Linked DNA regions of Homo sapiens: region 1 is linked to region 2. Evidence: read pairs that join two places in POLR2A ChIA-PET (ENCODE). Cell type or tissue: A673. All regions are shown on one strand. Each heading gives the region's core, and the rest is flanking DNA. Links, peaks and the distances in the headings are about the cores only. Region 1 overlaps PLXDC2 (plexin domain containing 2). Region 2 overlaps PLXDC2 (plexin domain containing 2).

Region 1 (8,343 bases), core at 120-8,119, 260 kb before region 2:
AGTGCTTGATCATTTTGGGACACGGTACATCCCAACATCCCATTTTATATATATATATAAAATTATTTTTCTTCAAATTCATATGACAAGCTCTGTCTCTTCTTTTCATTGCCGGTTATTTTTATTTCTCTTAATGACCATGTCACTCCTGCTATTAATCATGCTCTTGGGACCGTGAATTAACTCATTCAAGCCACTTGGGCCCCTCCAACTACACTGGAATGCAAATCATTAAATGACTCATTAATTGTTTTCAAACCACTAGGGTCTCATTTAATAACTTGCTGGAGCCATTTAATTAAATAGTGTCCTAGTGCCCTCAAAATGTATCCCTGTTTAATGACTCAGGCACTCTTAAAGAGAAAACTTATTAAGTGACCACAAGTATGCTAGGGTTATAAAATGGAGTGTTATTTTCTTATTTGCTTTCTTTTCCTTTCCCTATCTGTGGCCTTTCCAACATGTCTTACTGAGGCACCAACTACAAATATGTAAAAATAGTACAAAAACCTTGGAATATTGCAACTTTAAGAGATAGTGTGTTTCTTGGCCTTAATTTTAGACATCCACAGGCAGGAAAAACATAGATCAAGGGAGGCCTTGACATTTTGTACTCTGAGATGAACTCCAAATAGTGCCAGCAGGTAACCCATATAATTAAAATGAGGGCTAATCGTGTAGGCACTGGGTTAAGTCTTTCTCTGAATTTTCTCACTGAGTTCTCACAAAAATACTACGGGGTTGTTGGTTTATAGATTAGCCTGGATGTTACAGAGGAAGCCACTGAGGCGTAGAGTAGTGACAGGTAGAATAAGTAGCAGAACTGGGATCCTAACAGAGGCAGTCTCGCGTTTCAGGGCCCTTTCTCCTTCATTCATTTGTTCATGTATTTATTCCAGTTTCAATTATTAATGCCCGCTCTGTGACAAATTTGATAGCCTGCTGTGAGTGAAGGACAGGTAGTCTACTGTGTCAACTTTGGGGGATAGCCCTGGGCTTCCTCTAATTCCTTTAAACTCCATAGTCATGATAGAGAACTGCTTTTTTCATTTTGTTAATTAATTTTTTAAAAATTTTAATTTTGTTTTAAATTTCTATTTTAGATTCAGTGGGTATATGTGCAGGTTTGTTATGTGGATGTACTGTGTGTGATGCTGAGGTTTCGGGTATGAATCATCCCATCACCCAGGTACTGAGCATAGTACCCACTAGTTAGTTTTTCAGCCCTTGCCCCTCTTCTTCCCTCCGCTCCCTAGTGGTCCTCAGTGCCTATTGTTGCCATCTGTATTTCCATGAGTTCCTGATGTTTAGCTCCTATTTATAAGTGATAATATGCAGTATTTGGTTTTCTGAGAACTGCTTTTTTTTTTCTGAGACGGGGTTTTTTTTTTTTTGAGCAGAGACAGGGTTTCACCGCGTTAGCCAGGATGGTCTCAATCTCCTGACCTCGTGATCCACCCGCCTCAGCATCCCAAAGTGCTGGGATTACAGGCGTGAGCCACCGCGCCCGGCTGCTTTTTTTTTTTTTTTTTTTTTTTTTTTTTAAATCAAGAACGGCTAAACCCCACATTTTAAACTGAACTATGTGTACATAGAATAATTATTTAATTATTTAATACCATTTAGACTTCTTGTACTTGTGCAATATAGTTAGATGTGTATGCATCTGTATATAACTAATGTATTTCTCTCAGTGATACTGATAATTCCCAGCATATATATGCTCCCTGCTTGTAGAAGCCTAGAATACATAAAAGCCACTTGAAACTATTCAGCTCCAGGAAATTCTTGTCCCACTCCTTGCTGCTTTCCTTGAGATTCCATCATTTCTGACTTTCCCATGTAGGGTCTAACTTCTGACCTCATTTCTTTCTTGCTGATCTGCCATGCAGTCTTCTTCCTATGCAATGGCAAGACATCTGTGATTGCTTCTCTTTTATGTCTTTCTCTGTCCAGCGCTCCCACCCCTGAAAAATATAAGTACCCAGTTGAGGAGTTAGAATAAAGCAAAATATGCTGCATTGTCCTTAAAAACAACAAAAAAGTATTGGGTACTTAGTATTTCTATTCTCTGGATAGTAATACCAAAATGCAATATTATAGTGGTTTGTGTGTCACTCCATGTGGGTAAAAGCACACGATTTCTTGGCTTTCCATTTTTCTGTGTCCCAATTTAAAGTACCACACACAGCTGGTTTTTTACCTTCTTTCGCCTGCACTTTCCTTTGCCTCTTTCTATTTTCTCCCTTTTTTCTTCCACAATCTTCCGTAATTACCATTCACATCTATTAGATTGTGCTATAGAGTTTTGAATGACATTATCCCAGAGTCTAACATGGGAAATATTATTTTCTGAGCTGTGCTCCTTAACTCCTCAAGCACCTACTGCAGGCGTTGGAAAAAGAAAGCCATGGGTCTCCACCTCTGCCTCCTCCTTAAAAGCTTCCTGTGTCTTCCCTACAAAGAGATTAGGCCTAATTTTAGACCAGCTGCCCTTGGGAGGTCGGTAACCTCTGGAGCGATTATAAAGCTAGGCATGATTGAGGAAACTTCTCTTTCGCTTGTAGATTAATTTCGTTTAGCTGTTATAACTTAGTTTTTGAAGTAAAACCCAAGTCTAATAAACCAAAGAATTGGTTTCACCTTCAAATTCTCAACAAAGCCAAAGCCAAATAATATTACATGTGAAATTGCTTCTTTGATTGAAAAAATTGGATTTTTGTTTTTACAGAATAGGTTAAAGGATCCTTACTGAAACAAAGAATAGCCTAGCTTTATTCTCATATTAGATCATTCCCTCTTAATTTGCTTATTTATAGAAAAAAGAACTTATGCAAAGAGACACTACTTTTCATTAAAGTAAAACAAGGGACTTTAGAATGACAGAATATTAATATTGACAGTGTGGAGAAATAGTCAAGTTACATTAATATTTACTGTAAAAATCATATATACCTGGTACTCAGTAGCTACTTAATAAATGTTTACATATAACAATAATACTTAATAAATACTTAAATATTTCTTTGACTAAGTGCCAGCCACTGTCTAAGGGCTCTTAGTGAATTCTTACAACCACTTAAGGAGGTCTGTGCTATTATTATCTCTGTGTTAGAGGCGAATGTCTGTGGCATGGTGGACTTGAAGGACCTAATTTGTCCAAAGTCATTCAGCTAGTAAGAAGTTGACTTGGGATTCAAACCCAAGCAGCCTGGCTTCCAAGATCCGCTCTTAACCACTATGCCACACTACCCGCCCAGTGCTGATAAATAAATAACTTGCTTGTGGATCACATGCCAAAAATGCTTGTTGAAATAATTCTATGCAGGAAGACTTCAGATGTAAAGTTACGACTAGGACTCCAGCTGAAATTGCTTAATGCTATGTACATAGTCATGTCTAGGCATATTGATTGCTGTAAATTCTTAACTCAGATAGTTCCTATGAGTTCATATTTGGCTATAAAAGCCCAATCCTATAGTAGAATTGTATTTAAAGGAAAGATAGCTTTTATAAATAAAGGTAGACTTCTTATAGTTTCGGATTTCTTCTGCTTTCTCCTGCAAACCATTCCCGTATTTGATGGTCACTTTCTGCAGCAATATGTTTTGATGTTCTCTGCTGGGCCGGCACAACAATAAGTCTCAATAAGGATTTTGTTTATCTATAAATAAAACCCTTAGTATACAGTACGAGCTAAGACCCAATCAGACAGCAGGAGGAGCCTGGCTTTCTTACTGTTGGCCTAGTTGAAATGGTCTTTTTTTTTTTTTTTTTGCCACTGTTACAATTTGCCATTGTCATCACAATCAGATTCACTCAAGGCAGTTCAATTCCATAGATATTTAGAGATCTAGATTTACTTTATATTACATCCTTAGGGCGTGGCTCTGACCTTCATCAAAGAAGGGTAATAATCCTGTTTCAAGGGGGTTAGCATAGGTAATCTTATCGGCTTATGCACGCTATGGTTGGGGGACGCCTAGGTGTGGGGATTGCTTTCATTCAGATGTGGCTGTGACAAGCACACATTTAGCTAGGAGTCTAGTGTGAATAAAAACATAATGCTGAATTGTAAGCCCCACTGTATACTTACTTCCAAGGCTGAATACACATTCGAAGTGTCTAATATTCTTGATGTTTGTTGTAGGAAGCATTAAATAATATTTGGAAGAAAAAAGCACCATATCCAGTTATTTCATTGGTTGAAATAGCTGACCGCTTATAATAAAGTAGTCTGTGGACTGCTTAAATTTTGTAGTGAATTCCTGTGTGTGCATTTTTGTAATGGTCATTCTCAGTCGTAAATGTCTTTAGAAAGTCATCTAACACAAATACATTGAGAGAAGTTTTCCTAGCATAAGCCTGGTCATAAACTCCACCTGATAACTTTGGGGCTTGATTTAAATCAGGTGGAAGCTCTGTGCAAAAAGATGGATATGTGACCAATATAATAATGGCTCCTTTTGCAAGAAGCAATACTTCTGAAATTAAGGGGAATGCATTAGATGTGTATGTAATAAATAATTGAAAATAATTTTGGAGGCAGAAGTTATTGTAAGTGAAATTCTGTCATAAGTGAAACAATCCTTTACAGCCTTTTTACTTTCTCATCAGCATGTCATGTCAGAAATGACAACTCATGTCTCCTCAACTAGTTACACAGCTCTTCCCAGCACTGTTTCCTTTCTGGAAACCTCACAAGTGAACTTTGAAGAAGGAATCTGTATATTCATGAGTAGAGTTTAGTAAATGACTTCACCAGTTAGGGGGTCAACCATGCTAACAGCTCAAATCCCTTGAACCCTCTTCACTGCCCTAGAGTTGGATTTGGTGTGATTCTCTTCCCACGAATGGAGTAAATTCAGAGAAGCACCCAGAGGAGGAAGTCAATGCCCAATCTGTAGAAAGAGAAATTAGCCTGGACACAGCACCACAGGCTATAGTGCAGAACTGTGAGAAACCTTCTGAATCATCCAAGGAAAAAGAAAGGTACACCTTAATGAGAAAAGAAATTTCTGCAGTGTCCCTGAAGTCTTCAAGATCCCAGAAATCCCTTGGAAACGTAAAACAAAACAAAACAAACAAAAACAAAAACAAAAAACTGATGTTTTCCTTTTTTTTTTTTTATTAGCACAATCCTAGGAACTTAATTTGTTTCCCAAACTTTTCTATGACATACCGTAAAATTCTCCTATATGCCCTGGTGCCATGAATCAGAGATTCATTTGAATTTTAACCACTTTCAATTTCAATTGGAATTTATATATTCCTGAGGGGACAAAAGTAGGTTGGAGGACATTTATTTGGCCATATCTATTTGTAGATCCTTTTATTTGAACTACTTTTCTTTTTTACTTGAATTTTTAAATATTTATTTTGAAATTTTAAGTTATAAACAGTGGATACCCAAATATTTTCTAATTTAACTGGCATAAGTATTTTTATTTTTATCTACAATGTTACATCAGCACTATCAGGTTTTTTTATTATTATACTTAAAGTTCTGGCATACAAATGCACATTATCACTGGTAATTAGAGAAATGCAAATCGAAACCACAATGAGATCCCATCTCACGCCAGTTAGAATGGAGATCATTAAAAAGTCAGGAAACAGATGATGGAGAGGATATGGAGAAATAGGAACGCTTTTACACTGTTGGTGGGAGTGTAAATTAGTTCAACCATTGTGGAAGATAGTGTGGCGATTCTTCAAAGATCTAGAACTAGAAATACCATTTGACCCAGCCATCCCATTATTGGGTGTATACCCAAAGGATTATAAATCGTTCTACTATAAAGACACATGCACACATATGTTTATTGCGGCACTGTTCACAGTAGTAAAGTCTTGGAACCAACCCAAATGCCCATCAATGATAGACTGGATAAAGAAAATGTGGCACATATACAACATGGAATACTATGCAGCCATAAAAAAGGATGAGTTCATGTCCTTTGCAGGGACATGGATGAAACTGAACTACTTTTCTTAACAACTAGGGGAAGCCTTGAAACAGGGAAGTCATAATTGTATCTAAGAGGATGATGATGGGTCTGGAGGTGTCACAGGGGCCAGGGGACAAACCAGCCCAGCATGGTAGAGCTGGGCACCTTCAAGACAGGTAAAGAGGACAGAAGTGAACAGTATCAAAATGTTTCCACATTCTCCAGCAAAATGGTCCAATAGAAATTTGATGAAAACCGCAAAAGTGAGCTTCCTGTGCAATTCTAAATTTCCCAGTAGCCGTATATTTTTTTAAAGCCAAGCAATGGATGGATTTAATTTAAATATATTTTATTTTAATATATGGCATTATACCTATCAAAAATGTTATCATTTCCTTGGGTAACAAATATAAAAATTACTTGTGTGGTATTCATTTTCCATGATTCTTCATTTGAAATCACTGAAATCTAGTGTGTATTTTGCACTTACAGCACATCTCATTTTGGACTTGCCCCATTTTACCCACTCAGTAGTCACACGTGGCTAGTGGCCACCGCCTTAGACAGCTCAGTTCTGAAATTCCCTTTTGTCAGGCCCCTGAAGGAAGCTTTCCAGCCACCATGTGAGATCATCTTCTGCCCTTGAAAAATCATGCTAAGGGCTGGGCATGGTGGCTCGTGCCTGTAATCCCAGCACTGTAGGAGGCTGAGGCTGGTGGATTGATTGAGGCCAGGAGTTTGAGGGTGCAGTGAGCTATGATCATAACATTGCACTTCAGCCTGGGTGACAGAGCAAGACTCTGTCTCTAAAAAAATTTTAAAAAGGAAAAGTAGGTCTGAGAAGGAAGCCCACTTTGGAATCATGGTACCACTCCAGGAAGGTCCTGGAGCAGGTCAAGGTCGGGGGGCCCTAGCTGACCCTGCAGTCTTTCACTTTCCTTCACTCCAGGCTTTCAGTTCAAAAGGTATCCAACTCCTCTTCTCTTGATCTGCCATGATCTTGGCTTAGTTCTTCCACAGCCATTGAGAGCTGACTCAGCCACCAATCAGGCTGAGTCCAAGAAAGCAGCCCATGAGCTGACTGTATAACCTAAGCTTGCAAACACAGCCTTGGCTTTGTACACACAACCTTAGCTTTGCACACACATGGAAGGGAAGGCACATTCTGGCAAACCATGGTGCTCAGTCTGGCACCAGAGAGAGGCAGAGAATTGCAAGAATTGCAGTTCAGAGCTTGAATACTAACACAGAGCTAGGTTGCATTTTGGCTGGATGCTTTGCTAGCTGTATAACCTTACACCAGTTTGTTAACTAGGTTTTCTGGATACCGTGGTTATTTTTGGGATTGAATGAAGGAATGAGTATAAAGTACCAGACATAAATAAGTCCTCAATAAATGCTTGTTATTAATAAGTCCTCAATAAATGCTTGTTATTAATATCGTCATAACAAGTGACATGGAAACTCCTGTCACTCACTTTGCTAGGCAGATTTCTACCTTTGATTTTTTTATATTTGAGCTTCGTGGATGGCAGTTCTGCACAATGGTGGGCTTTTGGTAAATAACACTTATGATTGAGGAAGAGAGATAATTTTGGGCAGAAATTTACAAGTGCCATTACAGTAAAATAAAATGGCATCAGGAACACTCTTCCTTAAGGTGTCTGCATGGCTCAGACTCTCAACTTATTTGGGTCTTTGGTCAAGTCTCAATTTATCAGTGAAGTCTTTCCTGAGCATTTTGTTACATGGTAGCCTCTCTGTCTCACAAATCCCAAAATGTATCCATCTGTCTGCTTAATTTTTTGCATAGCTCTTAGTACCACCTGAGGTTCTTCATATTTACTTGATTATTGTCTTACTCCCTATTAAAACATAACTTCCCTAAAAATGGGAAATTTTACCCATTTCTTTACTGCAGTCCCCTGTCACCTAGAACAGTTTCTTGCACGTAAGTTTCTGCCCTCAGGAGTTTTACACTCTTTTCTTATCAGCAAAGCTCTTTTTGTCTGTGAGTACACGACTCATCTTGTTTAAAGAGCCTCTGTATTTCAGAATGATATGAGTCTGTTTCTTTTCTCCATGTCTCCATGTCTCTTCCATGATTCCCTTCTCTTTTTTTTTTTGTTTTTTTTTGTTTTCTTGAGACGGAGTTTTGCTCTTGTCGCCCAGGCTGGAGTGTAATGGCACGATCTCGGCTCACCGCAACCTCCGCCTCCCAGGTTCAAGCAATTCTCCTGCCTCAGCCTCCCCAGTAGCTGGGATTATAGGCATATGCCACCATGCCTGGCTAGTTTTGTATTGTTTTTTTTAGTAGAGAGGGGGTTTCTCCACGTTAGTCAGGCTGGTCTCGAACTCCCAACCTCAGGTGATCCACCTGCCTCGGCCTCCC
Region 2 (8,343 bases), core at 21-8,020:
CAGTGGAAGCTTTCCATATTTTATTCACATTTCCTGCTTGATTTAAGTGGTAGAAATGATCTTAATCTTGTGTGCCATAACCAGAAGTGAAAGTCACATTCACATTTAACAATAACCTCCAAAGTTGATAAAATCTAGCATTTCTTGAGCTCTTCATATATGTCAAGCACCGACCTAAGCATTTAAAATAAATTATGTATACTTCTCACAAAAACCATGAGTAGCTACTTTTGTCATTTACGGAAAAGGAACCTGAAATACCCAGAGACCTTAAGTAACTTTTCCAAAGATATGGAACAAAGATTTATCCAAAGAAATATGACTCTAAAGCCCTAAGGCCTAGCTACTGTACCAGAATGCCCTCTTAAAAACTTTCTTTTCAATAAGTGACTGAATCAATTCATTCATTCTGATATCCTTGACAGTCTTCCTTAGCCAGTCATTATCATACCATAGCCTAATATATCATATCATAGCATATCAAGGCCATTTGGGAGCAAAGGTAAGGTTTGCCTATCCACAGCATTTATCTTATTAATCTATAATTTTTTAAATGAAAGAACCTGTACATAGGCCAAAAAAAAACCGGATCCTTTCTTAAATACATGGAGTTTGGAAATCAAACTCTCATTTTCCTATTCTATTAGTAATTAGCTATAACCCTAAATCTCAGCTTCTTCGTATTAAGTTGCCATTAAATAGTGATGATTTTTGCTTGATTATAATAGATATGGTTCTAAAATTTGTGGTCTATTGATAATGTAACAAGGAAACTAACAATTCTCAAAAAAACATTTTATTCCAATGGCCGGGTACGGTGGCTCACGCCTGTGATCCCAGCACTTTGGGAGGCCAAGGTGGGCTGATCACTTGAGGTCAGGAGTTGGAGACCAGCCTGGCAACATGGTGTAACCCTGTCTCTACTAAAAATACAAAAATTAGCTGGGCATGGTGGTGCACGCCTGTAATCCTAGCTACTGAGGAGGCTGAGGCAGGAGAATCTCTTGAACCCGGGAGGCAGAAGTTGCACTGAGCAGAGATCATGCCACTGCCTTCCAGCCTGGGCGACAGAAGGAGACTCTGTCTCAAAAAAAAAAAAAAATGTATTTAAAAAATCCTGGAGATTTGAAATAAGGGTCTTTACAGGCCTTGATGCTGTCTATCCTAGGATACTCTTACTTTGTAGAAGTTGCAGTTTCTTTGACTTGTCTTATCTCTATTCTCTTGATATACTTGGCATTTGTAATCACTCTGGACACAAACTATAGGTGGATGTGACTCTTTTTTTGTGTCAACTGCAAACTCGGGTTCTTTTTTTTCACTAGCTTATGTGAGGAATAAGGATAGTCATTAGGTTAGGAAACTGTAATTTAAATAAAAATGTCATATAATCCTACTAGATGGCAACAGGAGAAAAATCACAGAAGAGACAAGACTGGCTTAGCCCAGGAGTCAGCCTGTTCTATCCATTTTCTTGGTTGAATACTTTACCATTTCCTTCAGCAGCAAATTTTAGAGGAGGTCAATATAGAGGAACTTTACTGTTTATTAAGTAAAATCACTTTTTAATCTATTCTATTTAAGTATTTAAACCTAATGTTCCTTGGTGTCACATTTGCTGCTTCTATGGAAGAATGCATAGTTAATAAATCACCATTGCCAATTAGTTGTAAGTTTCAATGGGGCTCTTAATGCATTTTTTAAAATTTCTTTGAAGATTATTTCTCTTATTTAAACTGTAATGACCCTTCACTCATGGTTAGCCGCCTGAAAGTATTGAAAGATGAACATTGGCTGAACTTGTAGAATTTATAGAAAAAAGGTAATTCAAGAAAGTCAGAGAAGGCCAAAAAGAACAGAACAGTGAGACCACCACCATTTAGATATAAGGTAATTTCCTTCTATAACTATTGCTACATCTGTGAGAATACTTGATGTGTGAATATAGTGTATACAGCCAAGACATTTGATAAATGTGTGAGCAGAAAAGAATAATATATATGTACATATATATCTAATACAAGGAAAAGAAAACCAGATTGAATAAAATGCTGATTAAAAGCTCTCAAGAAATAATTCTAAGGAAAATGTAGAGACAGATATTTTATATCATAGGACTTCCCTATATTTTAAACAAGTAAAATATTAAAATTTTATCTACACAGCTTCATGTGGGATCTAATTCATTTGTATTTGTAGAGATATTTTATTTTTTAGCTATCTCACATATAGAAGTGCCTGACATTTTAATTTTTTGTTTACTTTTCCTAGTGTAAGAAAATAAGTTGAATTATTCTCCCTTGATCATGTTCTGATGGCAAATGCTGTGTGTAAAAATAAATAAATAAAGTAGCCAGGTAGAAAGATCAATGTCCCAGAGGAAATTATTTTATTTTATTTTATGTATTATTATTACTTTTTAAGACAGAGTCTCATTCTGTTGCCTCGGCTGGAGTGCAGTGGCGCGATCTCAGCTCGCTGCAACCTCTGCCTCCCGAGTTCAAATGACTATCCTGCCTCAGCCTCCCAAGGAGCTGGGATTACAGGTGCATGCCACCATGCCTAGCTAATTTTTTGTGTCTCCCCCAAACCCAGGGTGTAGACTTTCCTTAATCTCCTTTCTTTTCCCTTGATGTTTAAGTCCCAAGCCATGTTTAGATAAGTTTCCTTATCTAGCTATTGTCCCAGGTAAAATCCACACCAGAGTCTTGACTATCTTGAGTCCAATGGCACAAGCTTCTTCAAGTGGGCACCCTGCGTCACTGTCTTTTGTGTGAAGTTCAGACTCTTCGTGTTCCAATTCAATGTGAGCAGTCTTAACTCAGAGGGCACACTTTTTACTCTGTGTATGTTTTTATGTTTTAAGTGTACACGTTTGTAAAACAGATATGTTGCCGACATCTAAATATTAAAATATTTCAAGTAAAAATATAGATGTGCGTTTTTTCCTTGAGGACTCGGAAAGCCCTGGAAGCCCTTGTCTTGCAAATATTGCCTGGAAAATTCACTCAAAGTGTGCACCCTCCAATTTCTCCCTCATGAATTTCTTCTCTTACCCAAGGCACACAGTAGCTTATGTAGAAAGGAAGTTTGAAACCTCTTTTTTAAAGTGGAGGTGGATTTTACTTATCATCTTCATGCTGTTAGTTGACTGCTTCCAGATTTTCTACAGATTATGATTGTGGAGATGGGGGCAGGAGGCATGTTAGGAATTGATCGTTTGATGATAGCTCACCTTGACTGTCACGCTGTTAGATGCATTGCTCAATACCTGGCAGATGAGAGTTCAGGAGCTGTACAATAAAAAAAGATGGAAATAATTGTGCAAATTGTTACTGATACCCTGGAAAGCAAATGGATTTTTACATTGTCAAGTTTAACTGAAAGCCCTTCTATTCAAGTGTAGTTTACAGACAACTCACCATTAATATTTTGGACTTTATGTGTTTGTTTGTTTTGTAGAGACAGTTTCTTGCTCTGTCATCCAGGCTGGAGTGCAATGGCACTATCATAGCTCACTGCAGCCTCCAACTCCTGGGCTCGAGTGATTCTCCTGCCTCAGCCTCCAAGGTAGCTTGTGCTACAGGTTGTTGTTTTGATAATAATAAAAGAGATCATGACTCTTAAAAATTAGATTCACTGCTGATAACACTGAAGCCAGGTCAGATACTTAAGTAAAACGAAGGAGAAAGTTAAGGGTTACAGGCAGATAAGAATGGGTAAAACAGAAACCTTTGAGTTTATTGTGGGATTTTGTTGTTGCTGTTGTTTTTAATATTAAGCTACTGAACACCATATTGCAGATTAGCAGGGAAACAAAAATGAGTTTGGAGTAATTCTTTTCCAGTTAAGGTTAGATAGGCATATGATTCACACCTTGGAACACATACTATACAATCAAACCCTTGCTGAGATACTGTGCTGCCTACTGGATAGATAGCTGGGCCTGTAATGGAAACAAATGAATGTTTTGGTGATGTTTTCAGGGCAGAACAAAGAGGAAAATAAAATTCCATTAACTATTACTTAAGCGGCATGCTGTTATCTCCCTGGTTTAGAGACAGATGTAAAAAGCTCATGGTTAAGGAATTGTTTGGGGTTCCTGTGTGCTGGAGAAAGATACCACAGAGTGGAGAAGAGAGGAGCTTCTGTCTTTGACTCTCCTTCCAAAGGCCAGTGTGCTCTGCTCTACTATTTTTACCCCTGACATCTTTTCCTGCCTTGATTTTGTGTAGCAATTGCAACCACTTTCTGCTTCTATGCTTACTTTGCTTTGCTTTAATATCTGTTATAGAAAAATGTATACCAAGTAATAAACCTATCTCTATCTTGTTATATAGAGCAAAAATTATACTGTTATTTAAAAGAAGTATTCATGAATGCTTTTAGGGGTCAAAATGGAAGCATATTTTAACCAGTGTGAAAGCTCCTTTTATTTCTATCCTGTGGAGAGAATGTAATTGTAAAACCAATTCCTCAGAAATGTGCGATTCAATACAGATCATACAGAGGCCCAGTTAAAATTTAGCTTTGCTTTAATCTTAAGGCAACTATTATAGACACTTAAAAATAATAAAGCTACATTGTTTAAAAAAAAAAACTTCTGTAGTTTAGAGTTTTTATTATTTCAGTTTGGCTTCCTGACACCCCCAGGATCTCGTGATGACTCACGAGACATTTTGAGGATGAATATAAATTTGTAGAAAGGATAAGAAAATCGCTTCCTGTAATCAAAGTTTTTAAAGTTTTGGTGCTTTAACATGTTTTTGGTCCATATGTTCATTGACTTTGGCACTTCATATCCTTCTAAATACAGAGTCTTCTATAAAATACGTGATCATGACAATAACATGTTCATTCTTGTGCTAATTTGCCCAATACTTCTAAATAGCTATACTTCTAAATAGCTATACTTCTAAATAGCTTGTTTATACATACACATATGCACACACATAATGTCTTTGTTATTAGTCAAAAAGAAGTTCATTTTACAGCCTGGGTAACATAATGAGACTCTGTCTCTGCAAAAAAAAAAAAAAAAAAAAAAAAAATTAAAAAGAACTAGCAAGCAAGCTACTCGGGAGGCTAAGGCAGGAAGATCACTTGAGCCCTGGAGGTTGAGACTGCAGTGAACTGTGATTGCACCACTGCACTCCAGCCTGGGCAACAGAATGAGACTCTGTCTCAAATAAATAAGTAAATAAATAAATAAATAAATAAATATTTTTAAAAGTAGTTTATTTTAAATGTACCTTTTAATAATATAGTCTCTAATTTTATGCTGACAGAGGACCCTGCAGACTGGTCTCATGATAGGAAAATATCAGGTGTGGAGAGGCAGACATGTTCCATAGGAAATTTTAGAGAAAGCCTGGAATTGTTCACCTTTTCCTCATTAATCTTTGATGACATTAGACATTTAATTCACTTGGCAAAATCAGTTTTTTCAAAATCTGGCATGTAATGGTTTCATAAAAGCCTTGGGTGGCTTCTAGGAAAATATAAGTAGTTGAAAGTTTCTTGTACATTTTCATTTTAATATTTAATCAGGACAAAAGAGTACAGTTTTAGAAATCCTGGGCTCTTACTCATGAGCTCTACAAAATTTTAATGGAGAACATTTGAAGCCAGTGGTTTTGCCATAAAGTGGTCATCCCTCTCCAGCGCTTCCTCTCCTGGTCTTTGAATGTTTCAGGACTGGTCTTGAGAGCTGCATATGTTGTTCCCTGCATATCGAAAGGACACTTCTCATAGACCGTGAAGTGAGTGAGTCCTCTGGAGTTGTACAACCTATAACATTCCTGATGAAAACACCATTTCATTGCTCTTGCTACTGAAACCAAAAGCCTTTGTGGTATCCTTTACTCTGCTTTTGTCCCTCGCTGTCTTTATTAAATCTATGGGGAGTCTCAATAGCAGTGCATACATAATTCTTCCAGAATCTGCCTCTGTCACTTACACCACTGTTACCACTTTGGGGTGGAGCATGGCACCTTCTCTTACCTGGAAAACTGTGATACCCTCCTAACTAGTTTGTCTGGCTCCCGTTGTCCTTCTACAGTCTTGATTTCCCAGCAGCCAGCGTGATATTTTTCCAAAATAAAGGAATGTCCTTTCCTCTGCTCAAAACCTCCCAAATCTTTCTGTATCTTTTGGACTAAAATCCAGTGTCACTGTCATGGCTTGCAAGGAATACACGCTCCCTATGATCTGCCCCTACCACCTCCCATCACCTTTGACACACTTGTTTACTACTTCTGCTCCAGCTGTAGAGACAACCTTTTAACTCCTAAAATTCAGTCAAGCCCTTTACATGTGCCGGTACATCTACCCACAGTTGTTTCCCAAATATCCACATGACAGATTTTCTTACTTCCTTCGAGTTTCTGCTGAAAAATCACCTTCTCAGAGAGAGCTTCTGCGACTCTCTTCTCTCCTAGAGATCCCTGTTCCTCTCTATCTTCTTACTCTGTTTTAGTTTTCTCCTTGGTACTAACCACCTTCTAGTATGCTATAGGTTTTATGTTCACTTGTTTTAATGCCTGTCCCTGTTCTCTAGAATGTAGGCTCTGTGAGAGAAGGGTCTTTGTTTTCCTATCTGCTGTAATTCCAGTGCCTACAATAATACAGAAAATATATTCAATTAATATCTGATGAATGAATGAATGGATTCTATCTTATCAAATGGACAGTGTGTATGCCTTTTGGGGAAAATAATTTATATCTAGTAGACATCATTCTTAGGAATCTATTTTCTACTGTCTAATCCCCAATTATATTAAGACTCATAGTAGAGTTATATGGTAGTGGTGGTTTGACAGATGCAGTAATCAGAAATCATTAACCCATGAATATGTACACTTAAAAAACTGGCAACAAGTTAAAGCATAACTCTTGACTACAAATGATGATTTCTACCTAACTTCTACTCTCCTTACATAAAGGTAGAGTATTTCACCCTTATCATTTTAGTTTGTATCGTTGTTAACAATTTACTTGTTGAAGCTTGGAAAAGTCAAAATCATTTGAAAAAAATTTAATTTGATAACTGAAAGAATCAAAGATCACTTATAGTGATCTTCCTAGAGGGTTGGTCAGTTATATATCAGATAATTTTCAGTGATAGAAAACTCAGTACACCGTGAGGCTACCCATTTTGGTTTCGGGTAAATTTTTCTCCTGTTAAATGAATCTAAATCTAGGTAATTTATGTATATTGGGCTTAGTTTTTGAAATGCACAGACAAAAGAATAAACTAAAGAGACAGAAGAATGAAAAAAAAATGCTGCACAAAGTGAAACTTTTCTACTGGAACATTCCAATCTTTCAAGTTTAATTATACCTAGAATTAGATATTTATCTGAAATCTGGGCATGATGGTGTGCACCTGTAGTCCCAGCTACTAGGGAGGCTGAGGCAGGAGTATTGCTTAAGCCCAGGTGTTTGAGGCTGCAGTGAGCTATGATCATGCCACTGCACTCCAGCCTGGGCAACACAGTGAGACCCAATGTCTTAAAAATAGATACTTATCTGATTCCCAGAAAATTAGGATGAGCAATACTACCTCATTTTATGGAGAAACACCCATATTCTATTCTATTGGCTATTTGACTTTTAACAGAGAATGTATTGATTGATATTGCTGTGTAATAAACCACCCCAAAATGTAGTGGCTTAAAACAACTCCATTTCTTATTTCTCACAAGTTGCCTATAAATCAGCTTGCTGGTTCTACTGATATGGGCTGGACCCTGCTGATCTCAGCTGAGCTTCTGAATGTGTAAGCTGTTATCTGGTGGACTGGCTGGGAGCTGGCTAGGCAAGGATAACTTTTGGTGCAAAAAAATAAAAATTAAAAAAAAAAATCCTTCATGTGTCTTGTATACATCTGCAGAAGACCAGTAGTGTACATTTTCTTGGCTGTAGCAAGGGTCCAAGAAAGGAAGTAGTAAGCAGTTTTTCAAGTCTCTCTCTCTCTTTTTTTTTTTTTGCTTCAAGCTTCCTGCTCTCCTCTTTTGCCATATTATTGAGCCTGGAATCTGAGTGGGAGAGGACGACAGAGGGTCTGGGCACAAGGAAGCCATTGATTGAGGCCATTACTGCAATCAACCCACCACCAATAAAAAGCACTGGAGGAGAGGGCTTGACATAGACCCAAAACATAAAGGAAGGGGGTGAAAGGAAGGAAAGAGATTGAGGAAAAAAAATAAAAATAAAAGATGGCTGGGTAAGGGAAGAAGAGATAGGGAAGAGAGACAGAAAAGGTAGAATGCGGCTGGGTGCAGTGGCTCACACCTTTAATCCCAGCAATTTGGGAGGCCGAGGTGGGCGGATCACCTGAGG

What was found. ChIA-PET counts read pairs that join two places held together with the same protein. Peaks named below come from ENCODE experiments on the same cell type or tissue, not always from the same donor. Only the 100,000 strongest peaks of a DNase experiment are listed, where the experiment ranks them.
Region 1: POLR2A ChIA-PET joins it to region 2 with 10 read pairs; 2 of 35 experiments call an interaction of 5 or more read pairs at or near these places.

What each region holds. Positions count from the first base shown.
Region 1 is chr10:19,889,162-19,897,504 of GRCh38, forward strand. The region is part of intron 1 of PLXDC2 (plexin domain containing 2); the gene reads left to right. Among named protein-coding and RNA genes, the nearest start is that of PLXDC2, 77 kb to the left of the region's middle. In A673, for the core only: no CTCF peak of the experiment used is centred there; no DNase peak of the experiment used is centred there.
Region 2 is chr10:20,153,477-20,161,819 of GRCh38, forward strand. All of the region lies in intron 6 of PLXDC2 (plexin domain containing 2), which reads left to right. Among named protein-coding and RNA genes, the nearest start is that of PLXDC2, 340 kb to the left of the region's middle. In A673, for the core only: no CTCF peak of the experiment used is centred there; DNase peaks (open chromatin) are centred at 4,655 and 5,065; H3K4me3 peaks cover 947 bases; H3K27ac peaks cover 4,983 bases.